2 separate regions of the Mus musculus genome follow, and region 2 is linked to region 1. The links are chromatin loops, found by intact Hi-C in ENCODE. Cell type or tissue: left cerebral cortex. All regions are shown on one strand.

The links. A loop is a pair of places that touch in the nucleus more often than their neighbours do. Peaks named below come from ENCODE experiments on the same cell type or tissue, not always from the same donor. Only the 100,000 strongest peaks of a DNase experiment are listed, where the experiment ranks them.
Region 2: a loop joins it to region 1, with 10 times the contacts of the local background. A loop is called at or near these places in 3 of 42 quality-filtered maps.

Annotation. Positions count from the first base shown.
Region 1 is chr7:123,063,447-123,071,446 of GRCm38, forward strand. It overlaps a transcript of Tnrc6a not described here. Among named protein-coding and RNA genes, the nearest start is that of Gm39084, 31 kb to the right of the region's middle. In left cerebral cortex, CTCF peaks have their summits at 2,653 and 4,157 (motif pointing left); DNase peaks (open chromatin) are centred at 2,698, 5,452 and 5,982.
Region 2 is chr7:123,143,026-123,151,025 of GRCm38, forward strand. Tnrc6a (trinucleotide repeat containing 6a) reads left to right here. Exons shown (of 24, transcript NM_144925.3): 3 at 725-812. Among named protein-coding and RNA genes, the nearest start is that of Tnrc6a, 23 kb to the left of the region's middle. In left cerebral cortex, a CTCF peak has its summit at 5,308 (motif pointing left); DNase peaks (open chromatin) are centred at 3,341 and 3,651.

The sequences.
Region 1 (8,000 bases):
CCACTAGTCCTTTCATGGTTGCCATGACAACAGTAGCCCTGAGAGTCTTTTTCATTAATTAACCCAGGTTCTCACTCCCAAACTCAAGAGGATGTTTTCTCAGCACTGCTGATCAGGGAAGGCATACAACCCTCGTGTCGTGTCTGTCCCTGCATCTCTGTCCGTCCGCCTTGGGTATCCCTGCTCCCCACCATTCATTCTCAACTGTAGCTTCCCTTTCCCAGGAATTCATCCTCCACAACAGGGTCTTTCCCTTTTCGATGTGCCCTGTCTTCCAGCCTCTATCATTCTGTTCCCTGTGGAGGCTTTTCTGTCTCACTGGGCTTTGGGGCTTGGCTACACGTCTCCACTCTCCACCCCATCAGTGGCGGGACTGTTCAGTTAGACTCCGGATACCACTGTCTTGGCTCTACTTACTGCCGAGTCATAGTCCCAGGAGTCAGTATACAGTGGCCCAGGTCCATGGCCAGATGCGCGAATCTAGACAGATCCTTCAGTTTAGGGACAGAAGTCAGGAGCCTTACAATGAGCTTTTGTTAGAACTTCTCTCAGGAGATGATTCTCCCAGGAGACAAGGTGTCCAAAACAAGGGAAGTGATTCTAGCTTTACACTGTAGAATAAAATAAAAACACAAGCCATTTTATGTCTGTCTGTCATATGTGTGTATGTATGTGTTTAGCAGTGATAGGGGCCAGCCCAGCACCTTCAGCATGTTGGTGTACCACTGAGTCACAGCCTCAGCCCTGCACATGGAATTTTCAAGTGTTTTGATACCTGTGTCTTCATTTAAAGATAGAAACACATGAAACTAATTGAACATTTTAAAAAAAGATTTCTTTATTTTATGTATATGAGTACACTGTAGCTGTACAGATGGTTGTGAGCCATCATGTGGTTGCTGGGAATTGAACTCAGGACCTCTGCTCACTCTGGCCCAAAGATTTATTTGTTATTATATGTAAGTACACTGTAGCTGTCTTCAGACACACCAGAAGAGGGCGTCAGATCTCGTTACAGATGGTTGCGAGCCACCATGTGGTTACTGGGATTTGAACTCAGGACCTTCGGAAGAGCAGTCAGTGCTCCAGCCCTTAATTTAACATTGTTTTGAATCCAGTACTTTTAAAATTCCATGTCAACATGTGACCAATATAAACATTATACAGTGGTATGTTCTTTTTAAGCCCTTGAAACCCAGGGGTTGTTTTGTTTTTAATTTTTTTTTTTTTTTTTTAGCTCTTAAAGCACAGTTCAACTCTTGATGCTCAATTTCCATTAGATGTATTATGTATTATCTAACATAGGTGTGTTCTGCTCCTGCTGTAGATGTAGAATTATCTACACTTATATTCTCAGTTGAAGAGGTATCACACACCCCCGTTGTTCTAGATGTATGGTCACATCTTCCCATTGGTGATTTAAATACCCAGTGAGCTTTTACTTTTGTTTTTAAAATATTTTATTATTTATTTATTTTACATCCACACCATAGTTTCCCCCTTCCTCTTCTCTTCCCAGGTCCTCCCTCCCCACTTCCACTCTTCTCTTTCTCTTCAGTAAAGGTCAGGCCTCCCATGGATATCAACCAGCCATGGCATATGAAGTTGCAGTAAGACTAGGTACCTCCTCTCCTATTGAGGCTAGACAAGGCAATCCAGTAGGAGGAAAGGGTCCCAAAGGCAGGCAACAGCATCAGAGGCAGCTCCTGCTCCCATTGTTAGGAGTCCCACAAAAAGCCCAGAACTTTTATCCTCTAATATGCATTCCCTCCATAGCGATCTTTGTCACAATTGTTTGGCATTGAATCAGAAGCTTGTCCATTTCAGTGGCTTTAAAACTGTTTTTGACCAAACGGTGTCAAGCCACTGTCTCTGAATTGTGAGTTTGGGGAGCAAAGGCAGCTATATACACTGAAAAATAACTCAAAGTGTGTAACTACCAGCAGTACATTCTTCAAATTTTTCTTGTAGCTTTTGCAGGAAATTAACATAGTGTTAGTGACTACCACTGAAAATATTTTGTATTTAGCTTCATTTTTAAAAAGATTTATTTATCTATTTTAGGTATATGGGCATTTTGTCCTCATGTCTGACTGTATGGTGTCTGTGGAGGAAAAAAGAGGGTATGGGATCCCCAGACCTGTTACAGACAATCATGAGCTGCCTGTGGGTTCTGGGAGTCTGGGTCATCAGGAAGAGTAACTAGTGCTCTTAACCACTGAGCCATCTCTTCAGCCCTGGATCTGTGTTTGAAAGTGCATAAAATCGTAGTTACAGGTTAGCATCATGAAAAGTTAGATTATAATATAAATTCCAATTCCTTCCTAGATAGGGCAAAAGTGTGTTTTTCTTTCCCTGTGAACTTCAGGTTTATCTTCATATACACTGTGATGATGATGTAATGGTGAAAAAAACAAAACAGAGATCACCGTCACTTTCTGTCTTTGACTACCAAGTTCCTGGCAAAGCACGTAGTTTTGTTTGAATTGGGACCGACGGTCTTGTGAGTCTTTGTGAAGTCATGCACAATTTAGGCAACAAACGTTGGCATAGCCCCAGCCTCCCCGTGTTCACAGCCTTGAATCTTTCACAGGTTCCACACACTGGTGGTGATTCACTGCACTGTACATACAACACTGAGACATTTTAGCAACTTGTCCATGACACTTGCGAGTCTGCTCCTGAACGCCCGCTGCGCAGATATTTTGAGTCTGTCTCATACGGTGGAACGAAGCAATAGAGGGAAACATCACTTCTCCTCCGGTTTGGAGATCCCGATGAGTCTGCATTTCTGGAGCGCCATCTGGCATGGCAGGAACAAAATTCTCATAGCTAGCCGAAAACTCTTCAATGCCAAATGTAAAAGATCACAACAATCCCTTCCACAATTGTGAGTTGGCAGCGCTTCTTGATAAATTTGGAAGGCATTTACAGTGACTATATCCAACTTTAACTGGGCGGTGTCTTGGTTTCTTTTCTGTTGCTGTGATTTTAAAACAAAACAAAACAAAAAAAGAAACAAAAATCAGGTGGGGAAAAAAAGCCATTTAAGGGAGAAAGGAGTGCTTTCGGCTCACAGTTCGTGGTCCGTCAGGGTGGAAGTCGTGGCCATGGGAAGTTAAGGCAGCTGGGCAAGTTATGTCCACAGTTAGAAGACAGTGATGAAAGCCACACTAGGGATCAAAGCATAAGGTCACCCTATCATCAGCAAAGGATCCCTTGTCCCGGCAATGGCCCCACCCACAGCTAAGATGCGCTTCCCATTATCAGTAATCAAGGTGATCCCGCCACAGTGGTGACCAGTGGCTCATCTCCCTGGTGATTCTACATTCTGTCGAGCTGTGGCTAATTAACACTAATGGCCATTAGCAGCATCTTAATGACACGGTTCAGCTAAAAATGTACTGATGTTTCACCTCTTTAATTAATTTAACTTTGATACGTTCTTTTATTCTACAGGAAACTATCTGTTGGCCTTTTCAACATTGTTCACGCTCCTCTGTGGGGGTGGCCATAGAGGCTGGGCTGATTTTCATCCCCACAAACAAAATCTAAGGGTTCCTCCCCTCAACCCTAGCATTTAAGATTTTAAAAAATTGAATAAAGCTAAAATGACTCACCACACTCATATTTGAAGTGCTGAAGGGCAATGTGTGGCCACTCTATGCCCAGGGAGGCTCTGGTCCCCGGAGATAACCACACGGGGACCGGTTCTCTGCTCAGTGTCTAAGTAGGTGCCCAGAGAGGTTGGTGGGAGGGATATCCTGCAATGTCCTTGACAGCAGCCACTGACCAGAGCAACTCATATAGCCCTGACCTCACCTGACGATGCCAAAGCAATCAAACAATAGTAACGTCCGCCATGTATCTATTCTGAGGACCTTTAGGCCAGATTTAAAAATAGACACACAGCTAGATCAAAGATGTATTATTATATTACTAGGGGGATGGAGGAAAATCAAGTTGTACCATGTGACAATTTTTTTAATACTGTACTTTTAAGATGAAGGCTAGATGGGATCTGGAGAAATGGCTTGGTGGTTTAGAGCACAGTTTGTTCTTCCAGAGTACCTGGCTTCCATTCCCAGCACTCACATGGTGGCTTACAGCCACAATAACTCTGGTTTAAGGGGAACTGATGCCCTCTTCTGGCCTTCTTGGGCACTGCATACAGAAGGTACACAGACATATATTGTAGGCAAAACACATATAAAATAAAAATAAGCCTTCTAAAAAGCAAATGATAAGTCATTAATAGGTAGCAGACACGTAGATAAACAGGACACAGCCAGGATACCTGGATCTATTGATGTGAGGTCAGAAGTTCAATCCTCCAACTTAAAAAGCCTGTGTGGCTATGAATGACGGTCATCTTAGCAAGCAGGATTTGCTGACCAGGCTGCCACACTGAATTGATGAATTCTCCATTCAGTGAAGGATCCTGTCTAAATAAATTGAGTGATGTGCAGTTGAGCCAGGAAGACATCTGATGTCAATATTCTCATTCGTTAGTTAATTAGTTAGCTAGTTTTTGTCTACTTGACACAGCTAGAGTTATCTGAGAAGAGGGAGAAAATGAGAAAAAGTTCCTATCAGACTGGCCTGTAGGTGACTCAGTGGAGCATCTCCTTGATTACTGATGTAATCAAGATGTGGGACGATGTGGGGGAAATGTGGGAAGGCCCCTGGGGTAGCCCTGAGTGATGTAAGGGAGCAGGGTAAGCAAGCCATGAGGACCAAGCCAGTGAGAAAGGGTTCTTTCATAGTCTCTGCTTCGGGTCCTGCCCCTAGAGTTTGGTTCCCCTCAGATAATGTACTGCCACAGGGATATGTAAGCTGAATAAACCTTTCCTTTTCAAGTTGCTTTTGGTTATGGTTTTTTACCACAACAATAAAAAACAAACTTGGGGGTCAACCTCTGGCCTCTGCACTGGACACATGCACGTGTGTACAATGACCCAAACACTTGATGCACACACATGTGCACACATGCACACACACACACACACACATACACACACTCAGGGGTGGCTACCTCTGTACTTCCCTGGAGGGAGAAAGATAACTCAGATCAACCTGGGTTTGATAAGAAGTTGAGCCTTCAAGTAGTCCTCACATAATTAAAACTAACTTAGAAGAAGAAAGAACTTAAGGAAGGGGAAGTCATGACAGAAGCAGAAAGATAAACAAAGAACCCAATTAAATAGAATTAATTGCAGCACACATTATAAGGTGGCTAAATAAGTTATCACATGGCACAATATTTAATGCGAATGTCAAAAGTAATTCTTCAAGGAGAAGATATACAAATTACATGGTGGCCTCTCTATAAGCTGAAAATGGGAAATGCCAGGCAGTGATCAAAACTAATTTACGAAGCTTTTTGCCTCCGGAGCTTGGCTAGCGGCCAGAGAACACATCCCAGGCTGCTGCTGTTGCAGAGGCTTCAGCCACAGGACCGTTGGCATCCATCCTCCTGCTCAGCGTTTCCCAGCCTGCACAGCGGTTGTTCCCAGTTCTTCTTGCAGGCTCAGACCCTCTGTTCCTTTTCTTCCTTCAGCCTTCTCTTTTTACATGGCTTAAATGTATGTGTGGATAAATGGTAATTGGGGAACAATGCCTAACCAGCACAGCCTTGCTTTGGGCTGGGGCTAGAGGCGGGGAAATGGCTAATGAAGCCTATAGGACATGCATGGATGCATCTAATTCTGAATTCAAACCCCAAATTACCCTAACCCCTCCTGACACTGAATAAATAAATTAGTCAAGAACGATAATTAAATTAGAAGAGGCCAGAGAATCATCATGAACTCCATTGAAAAGCACCCTGAACTCAGAGCTTCTCAGAAGTGTTTGCTGGGTTGAAAACACAACATCCTCAGTCAGGAACTGTGGGTGTGTGTCTGAGAATAAGGCAAAAATGGACAGGTTATTAAAAATAGAACATTGTCAGCACAAGGACAGTATGATTCATGCTGCAAATGACAGGCAGAGGCTGTTGACCTCAGGAAGGACGAAATGCCACCCAGTGGAACAGCACAGACAAAGCCTGGCAGAGTAGATCCTTTCAAAGCTTGCTGTGTCGTGCTTCCGGGCCTGCCTAATGCAAAGCAAACCAGAGGTGCACAGAGAAGAGACAAAGGATGCCTAAAATAACCGGAATACAAAGTAAAAGAAACAGAGCAGTAGCCTTAGCTGGGGAGGGAAGAGGACAGGAACACAAAGCATTCTAGACAGAGTATTGTTTCACTGTGCAGAATAACACTCACACACACACACACACACACACACACACACACACACACACACACACACGACCAGTATAGTAACACTCACAGATAACTGAAGCACTGAAGGAGAGATAGGAGAAATAGATATTGGGCTGACGAAATGGCACAGCGAGTAAAGGTGCTTGCTGCCAAGGCCGACAACCTGAGTTCAGTCCTTGGAACCCGCAAGAGGGAAGGAGAGAACCAATTCCCACGAGTTGTCCCCTGACCACCACGCGTGTGCCATGGTATACAAGCCCACATGAAGACACACAGGGATACACAAATAAATAAATAAAAATATCTTTCGAATAGATATTGTCCAGGAAAGTGCAGTTCTGTCTCTAAGCCTCTTTACCGTAACCAACACCCGTTTCTGCTGCAGGAGCAATCCTGTGAGCTGCTTCTCTTTACGCATCAGACACAGAGCTTCCCAAGGACTGAAACATGTTTCCCTCACTCTAGAGCGTGTTAAGACACCCGATACACAACGGGGACCAGACTGTTGATAATAAAACAATTGAATAGGATGTTTGGCAAAGATAGTTCAAAAAGGTGGTTTTGGTTTTTGTTTTAAATTTACTTCATTTGATTTTAATTAAAGATATAGCATGAAGGGTAGGGAGATGGCTTAGTCAATAAAACACTTCCACAACCTAAGTTTTATTCCCAGAACTCACTTTAAAAAACAAACAAACAATCAAAAACTGCACATGAGCTAGAGAGATGGCTCAGCTGTTAAGAGCACTGGGGGCTCTTGCAGAGGTTCTGGGTTCTGTTACCAGCACCCATATGGTGGCTCACAACCATCTGTAATTCCAGTATCAGGCAATCGGAAACCCTCAGGTTCTGGCTTCCATGGGTATCAGACAGATACCTGGTACATCGACCTGAATGCAGACACTCATACATTATATAAAAACCTAAGTAAGAAAGAGAGAGAGAGAGGAAGGAAGGAAGGAAGGAAGGAAGGAAGGAAGGAAGGAAGGAAGGAAGGAAAGAAAGGAAGAAAGAAAGAAAGAAAGAAAGAGAGAAAGAAAGAGAGAAAGAAAGCAAACAAGCAAGCAAGAATGAAAAAGAAAGATAGAAATCCTAGCACTGGGGAGGTGGGGAAAGTGGGTCCCCACGCTCACAGATCTAGTTTTCTCCACTGGTCTCCACAAGCAGGCACATGAACACCCACATGGGGACCCATAAACATGGACACACATACACAGAAACTTGAACACATGTGTCTTACACTGTTCCTTGCACTGAGTCAGTTCTTGGATCCAGAAGTGTGTACACAGTTCACACACTGGCTGAGTCCATTGTACTAGATTAGCAAGAAGGAGCCACTCCAAAGCCAAGTGTAGCCTGAGACATCAAAGAGGCAAGCGCTATTTTCCATGACAACCCTCTGCAGGACTGCCAGGCCGATCCACAGCAAAATGCTTACCTGACACTCACAGATGGTTTGCACCTTAAAGCAAACAAACGAGTGAGTCCCCTGACAAACATGACGGCTGTATCAGGCATTTATTATTTTGACTTCAGCACCACTGAAACCAACCTCTGACTAAAGCTGAGAGGTCTTGCCATTTTCAGACTTAGAAAAAAAGAAAGAAAAGACAGGAATGTGTAAAGTTAAGGCATAGTTTAATGTTCTGTTCAGCAGCAGCTAGCATGCTTTATAGAGTGCTTAGAATGTTCTAGAAATCTAGTTAGGGCAAGAAAATTATCACAAAGATG
Region 2 (8,000 bases), 80 kb after region 1:
TAGTTTTGAATACTTGTTGCTTTCTCCCTGAATTTCAGGAGGTAGAGGGAGAAAGAGGAGGTAGTTGACCTAATCCTGACAAGCCGTTCTTTCTGTTGGCAACTTTGATATTTCAAAAATTTAAATAAACTTATAACATGCATTATAACTTATAACATTGCAAAGAAAGAATAGGTTGAGATTATTATGATTCTGAAATAATATTACCTATTTATGATTAATTTGTACTCAAAAAGTATCTATGGCTGGGTATATAGTATATAGTTCAGTGATGAATTTCTTGACTAAAGTGCAGATCTCTGGGTTTGATCCAGTATCATAAACTGTGTGCACATGCACACATGAGTGGGGGGGGGCAGGGGCACAGAAGTATAGCAGTCCATCAGCATTTGCTGCTATGTGACCATTGGGCCCCTTAGCAAAGTGACCACAACTTACCATGTATTTACATTCTAGAATTGGAAGGAACCTGCAGCTTTTCATGTAAAACTACCAGTTTTTCATTGCCTTACATGATATGACATAAGATGAAAGCTCTTACCTGCAAAGGGAAGCTCTGTTAATTAAAAGGCAGTTAGTTGTACTACATGATAGCTGTGTGGCTAGGTTGCAAGTTGTGTTGAATAAAGACAGAGCTGCTCTTTCAAAAGTGAAAATGAATATGCAACTTTATTTTTATTTCTAAATCCATTTTGGGAAAGTTAATTGCAACTGTGTGGTTCAGGGATTTAGTGCAAGAAGAAGAACAGTTGATGGAAGAAAAGAAAAAGAAAAAAGACGACAAGAAAAAGAAGGAAGCTGCTCAAAAGAAGGTAGTATATGATAAACTTTGTTAAGCAGTTTGAACATAGAATACAAGGAAATTATGACTTTGTTAAAGCATCTCAATTAAGTTTGTTAACTTCATTGAAGAGTCATTTTAATATTTAATGTCTTTGAATGTGCATATATGTTTGCTAAATATGTAATTCAATGCATAATCTTGCCCATACTGAGTTTTTCAAAGGTAAGTACATCTCATGGGGTTTATCTTTCAATTAGTGATTCTTATGTATTTCATTATGATTTTATAAGTGGGGAGAACACAGAAGCTTAATGGCTATGAAGATAGAGAGGGTTTTAATGCCTTACTTGTTCACACAACCTTAAGATGACGTGACCATCAATTTTATTTAGCCTTCTTGGGCATCAGTTTCTTTACTTTTTATAAAACAAGTGTTGAGTTAAATGAGGTAATAAAATACATGTGCAAAGTAGGAAATAAACTATATTTAAGCAAATCGTATTTAAACAAGTTTTGACACGAAAAGAATAAAAGTTCCCTTTAATTTAATGCCTGTGCTGAGTTTCTAAATTTTCACTTTAAATGAAGTCACTTTAAAGCGAGCCCTAAGGTGTTTATTAGAAAAGACTCTGTGTAGACTACAGGATAAGAAACTAGAGCCACAGCAAGCATGCAAAGGCCAATGACCACATACCTGCCACTCAGTCTTCTCTGTCAAATTCTCAAGGACCTTAAAATGTTCCAAAAGATCCAATAAACCACTGTGTATTTTAGTGAAAAAGTACTGCTGTGCTCTTTAAATATGTATCTTAGGTAAGGCATCGTGCCCATCATTCAGCCCAGACCCAAAAGGCAGAATGCATGAAGCATGTTGCTATGGGAAGCTGTGAAGCACAGAGGAAGAAGATACTTTAGCCTGAGATGGAGCCTGAGATGAGAAGGATAGGACATTTTTTCAGAATAGAAATGAGTCAGGTGATTAAGGAGCAGGAAGTACCCCAGGCATTCAGAACTAGGAATTTGTAGCCTATATATATTAAAATGTTGAGGCTTTGGGGGTGGGGTGTGGGGAGGGGTATCAGGAGATAGCTGTGAGGCAGTTAGTGATCTAGTGGGTAGGTCTCTTCTTGAGACTTTGAGTGTTTGTATTTCCCTCAGGAAACCGTTGCATTAGATGGGAGAGAGTGAAGTACTGATTTCAGGGACTGTTGACCCTAGAATTTGCTTATTTAGTAGCTATGAAGATAGATCATCCTAGCTTGACTTTCAGATTCCATTGAGTGATTAAATATATTTGGGAGCTGTTACTTTGCTTCGAGAGTACAGAAAAAGAAGTGATAAGTTAATTAGTTCTGGGTGTGCTAAACTTCGTGCACCTTGGGAGAAGTAATAGAGTACAGAGCCATTTGGAGAACTGACTGTAAGGAGAGATAGTAGGTGACACTGTCACCTGTCAGTCCAATCTGGCCACCCTTAGGGGAACCTGGAAGAAATACATAGGTCTGCATTATAGGTGTTTGGCTAGGGCTCTAGTATAGAGTCTAGTGTTGGCTGATGCCTTGAGACTCCAGAGGCTTTTTTATGTTGGATGGTCTTTGCAGTTTGGTCCATCTTTTTTTGGTAATAATGAAAGAGTTGTGTCCTCAAGTTAAGGTTGGGAAAAACTTACTGTACTCTTGGGCCGTGGTGCTATTTGCCCATAAACTAGAGACTGGTGAGAAGGCTAGTTGGTGTGCTTAATGTAGAATCTGGTTTGGCTAGTGTTTTCTATTCCTGTACAAACATCGTGACCAAGAAGCAAGTTGGGGAGCTTACACTTCCACATTGCTGTTTATCATCAAAGGAAGTCAGGACTGGAACTTAAGCAGGTCAAGAAGCAGAAGCTGATGCAAAGGCCATGGAGGGATGTTGCTTACTGGCTTGCTTCTCCTGGCTTGCTCAGCTTGCTTTCTTATAGAACCTAAGACTACCAGCTCAGGGATGGCACCTCCCACAATGGGTCCTCCCAACCTTGATCACTAATTGAGAAGATGCCTTACAGCTGGATCTCATGGAGGCATTTCCTCAAGGGAGGCTCCTTTCTTAGTGATAACTCCAGCCTGTGTCAAGTTGACACATAAAACCAGCCAGTACATTGCCTTAGGGCTTGTTGGTCCTAAGGAGTTCAAGATTTAGCTTGTAAGTTATAGTACAGCATATCTGGGAAAGAGCCTAAGGTAATATTTAAGAATATGTGTTTGGACTTTGAGGAGACTCTGCAAAAGGAAGATGCTTAGAAGAATTTTAAGTCAGCATATAGAAATATAGAAATATAGAAATAACAACTCAGTTGTGAAAGTTGTTCTTCGCCTCCTTCACAGTCAACTGTTTAAATCACCAAGTCAGTAAGGTGCCTCCTTATGTATACATACGTCTACATGGAGTGCATGACCGGTGTCTGCTTGTTATTTGTCTTTGTCAGATCTGCAGGGACAGCTTTTCATTTTTTCCCACTCCTTCCCTGCCTCCGTTAGTGGCTCCAGGCTCAGTCTCATCATAGCCCACAAGAACCACCCACCAGGTGTTGAAAGAAAAACGGCTTGCTTTTTCCAGATCTTCCACATGGCTACGGTATTGCTATGTATCCTGTCAATCCACTAAACAGTCTAAAGGATGTTAAAAACCCTTAATAATTGTTAAATTTAATTGTCCAGACTGACAGTGTAAATACAGCTTCTCCAAATTGTAGAAAACCAGCTTATAATTGAATTTGAATGCAACCTGTTGGCAAAATAAGGACAGCTGGTATTTCCATACACTGCTACCAAATAGTTCCGTAAAAAAAGAAAACTCACAGATTGGCCCATATGAAAGACCATGAGTCACAAACTGTTAAGACAAGGTTTGTGGAGCTTTCTTTTGTTTTCTGTAGGAGCCAGCAAGTATATCCACTCTAGGAGACATGAGTCAGGTGGGCAGGACCATTTACATGAGAGTTTGAGCGTAAGTTCATCACAACCCGCCTGCTCTGTCTGTGTATGGACGGTGCACTTGCCCTTCTGAAGATGTGAGCAGCTATCTGTGCTGGTCTCTTTGTGTTCAGTGTAAAGGCTGATGTTGCTTTCATCATGGCAGCAGATTCAGAAGTAAAGTTGAAACCTCATTCTCTCATTGGGTGTCTATTCACAGCTCTACCTCAGCACTCTGTTTTCCATGCACAGTGTTATCTCACACTTCTTTATTTTTTACCATATATAGGGGAACTTTTAAATTGCGAAATCATTCATAAGGAACATTTTATAATGTGATATAAAGTGTAGGTTCTCATGCTACGAATATAGAAAACATGTAGACTTAACTCCCTATCAGCACGTGTGCTTTTGAAATCTAACTTTATGCCATGAGCTATTTTCTGCTTCAAATAAAAAACCAAATAACACAATTGATTTGTTTAAATGCTAGATATTAAACTCAGAGTGTTGAGCATGCTAATAAGCTAGCTCTGCACTGAACCAGGTTCCTGTGCCTCTCCCTCTTGATAGCGTCTTAGGCATCATCAAAACTCATTGCAGTAGTTTAACAATAACAGGTCTTTATTTTGCTATTTAAGCATCTGTTCAAATATTTAGTCTTTCTCTAAGAAATTTTATATAAAAATTAGGTACTTTTTAAAAAAATAGTATTTTCCACCCTAGTAAATGATTATGATAGTGAGGTAATAACTTCATTTTAAACATTTTTCTGTTCTAAAAACCTTATCCTAATAAGCTGGCCATGTATGTGCAATACTTTTTATATGATGAAGAATCTTCTGTTCTTAGACCTAAAAAAATAGTTTGATAGAGCACAGACATATAGCTTCAACCTGAGAGAGGGGAGAGGGGAGATTAGCAGGAATTTCCCCTCAGGTTCCAGTTTTGTAAGAAAACTTTCTTTTTAAAGATTTTTTAAAAAAATGTATATAAATAAATACTGTAGCTATCTTCGGACATACTAGAAGAGGGCATTGAATCCCACTACAGATGGTTGTTTGCCACCATGTGGTTGCTGGGAATTGAACTCAGGACCTCTGGAAGATCAGTCAATGCTCTTAATTGTTGAGCCATCTCTCCAGCCCATGAGAAAACTTTCAAAAGGGATCTTAAGGGAGGAGCAGTAAAGACCAGGGAGGTTGAGAAATAGGTTAATTATGAGGATGACGTAGACCATCTTTCACTTAACCATGTGACGTAGTACCTAGAAAGTATGTGGTAGTGAAGTGTTGGCACAGCCATGATACAAACTGGAATTTTCTGTTAAGATAGATTTCAACAGTCATGCTAGTTTAGGTGTTGCTGTTATTGTTTGAATTGAAAGGTTTTTATGGATGTAAGTTACTAAAGCCTGAGAGATTTGGGCTGTAGAAATGTTCTGACGGGCTGGTGAGATGGCTCAGTGGGTCAGAGCACCCGACTGCTCTTCCGAAGGTCAGGAGTTCAAATCCCAGCAACCACATGGTGGCTCACAACCATCCATAACGAGATCTGACGCCCTCTTCTGGAGTGTCTGAGGACAGCTACCGTGTACTTACATATAGTAAATAAATAAATATTTAAAAAAAAAGAAAAGAAAATAACTTTAAAAAAAAAAAAGAAATGTTCTGACTTCTTCCCTCCCTTAGATCTGAGTCTTATCAGAGCGTTTTTCTGAAACATGGGCAACTGAGGAGGTGATTATCCAGGGCAGTGAGATGATCTTCTTACAGCTCTCTCCTCCCACACACCTTCCTCTTCCCTTAGCATTCACCAGACCAGGGTTCTAGACTAGGTACCATTTGCTAACTCAAAGGAAAGACTTTTGTATAGTTGTTATCTCAGTTTAAATAAGTGAGTTGAACTAAATTAATTCTTTATTCCTTGTGTCTTAGTTACTTTTCTATGTGAAGAGACACTGACAAAGGCAACTTGTAGAAGGGTTTATTGGAGCTCACAGTTCCAGATGACCACCATGGTGGGAAGAATTGTAGCCTAGAGTCAGGCATGGCATTGGGGCAATAGCTGAGAGCTTACATTTTGATCAAGCATGAGGCACAGAGAGTTAACTGTGACTGGTGTGGGCTTTTGAAACCTTAAAGCTCATACCTAAGATACACTTCCTCCAAGGTCCCACCTCCTAATCCTTCCCATCAACCAACTAGGACCAGCTATTTGAACGTTAGAGCCTGTAGGAGTCATTCGAACCACCGTATTATAATATCCGGAAGGCGTTGTAGGGTCAGTCAGGAAGGAGGAAGACAGCCGAGCATGAGGAGCAGCTCGTTTCCACATGTGAGATAGAGCCGAGAGCAGTGGGAACACATGACCTGCTGACCGCTCCCCACTCTTCTCTGCCTTCCTCTGAGCCAGCTGGGGTCCTGAGCTTACAGGGCTATACTTGACCACATTTTGCAGATGAGGAAGGAAGTTACCTAATTTAGAAAAGTTAACTAATTTGACAAAGGTCACACATTGTCAAAAATAAAGCTGGGATTCAGAACTTGAACTCTAAAAACTTGCATAGACACTTACAGAGGTAGGGCAGGTACTGCAGAACTGTTAGGAGTGAAACACCCTTTGTCCTGTCTGCTATTATCTGACATCTCCACTTGTAGAATTGTTTTAAAGATTGTTTGAAGGTGAAAAAATGTTAAATATTAAAATATTTGAGATACCAACTGTTTACTTCTATGCTTGATTTGCTAGAACTCTGTAATTGTCTTACGTAGGACACCTGACTTTTAATAGTCTATATTCTCCTCATACCCCAATTTGTCATGTTTTATTATTTAATCCTTACAATAGCTCTGAAATATGAGCACGATAGTTTCATCTCAGTTAGTACAGGAGCAGCCAGCCTACATAGTGAGGTCCTGCTTCAGAAACAAAAGAAGACATTAAGGACGATTTTTAATATTTATGTAATTTAGTAGAGGCCAAATATTGCTGTATTTTCTTTTAAAAATATTTATTTTATGTATGTGAATACTTTGTCACTCTCATAACACCAGAAGATGGCATAGGATCCCATTACTGATGATTATGAGCCATCATGTTGTTAGGAATTGAACTTAGGAATTTAACTGCTGAGCCATCTCTCTAGCCCCAAATATTGCTGTTTTAACACACAATCCATACAAAATAGTATTAATGAAGTAGTTTTTATTCTTTGAAAAATACTCAATATTAGAAATCTGGTATATATTTTTCAGATCTCCATTTAAACTGGCCTCAGTTCGGTGACCAGAAATTATAGTATGACTATTGGCTACAATTTGGGCCAGTCGAGGTAATTACTATTAAAATACTGGGCCCACTTGGAAATTCTCATAATAATTTAATTATACTGCATTCTTGGACCAGCCTACAGAAGCCTGCTTTAAGAAGCAAAAGTCTGCCACTTCCATTTCCTCCTCATCAATTGTAATGAGTGCTGGATTTCTATCATATTCATTCCTTCACCGTGTTAGGTCAGTGTTCATCAGAATACTGGGTGAGGCTGGCCATTGTTCTAGAACAGTTGGTCTCAAACCCGTTTAGGGATCAAATGACTCTTTCAGTGGGGTCATCTGTGGCCATCGGAAAACACAGCACACAGACTTACATGATGATTCATAACTAGCAAAATTAGTTATAAAAAAGCAATGAAAATAATTTTATAGTTGGGGATTACCACAACATAAGGGTCATAATACTAGGGAGGTTGAAAACCACTCTTCTAGAACATCATAAAACTGCTTTCTCAACCCCCAACACCGTCATCCAAAGCCTAGAAAAGTATCACTGTATGCTTCTGGTTTTCATGATGTCATAATTTCTATGACTTGGAGTTATTCTTTCTTTGAAAGAGATCTGTAGGGTTTGGAGGGAGGGCCTTACAAGTTAATTCCTATGCTGAGTCTCAGGCTTCATGAGATTTCTTAGCATAACAAGGTACTTCTAACACTTCACAGAGCTAAGTTCTAAGTATTATGTTTTTTCTATAATCTGATTTTCAACATTATAGCTAGGTGGTGTTATTGAACTCCTTTAAATATCAGCACTCGGGAGGCAGAGGCAGGTGATTCTCTGTGTTCAAGGCCAACCTGGTCTACAGAGCTAGTTCGAGGACAGCCAGGGCTGCACACAGAAACCCTGTCTTAAAAAAACAAAATAAAACAAAATGACTGACTTTCCCCTAAAATAAGTAACTGTTGTCTAGCTTGTTGACAGGTCTTTTAGCA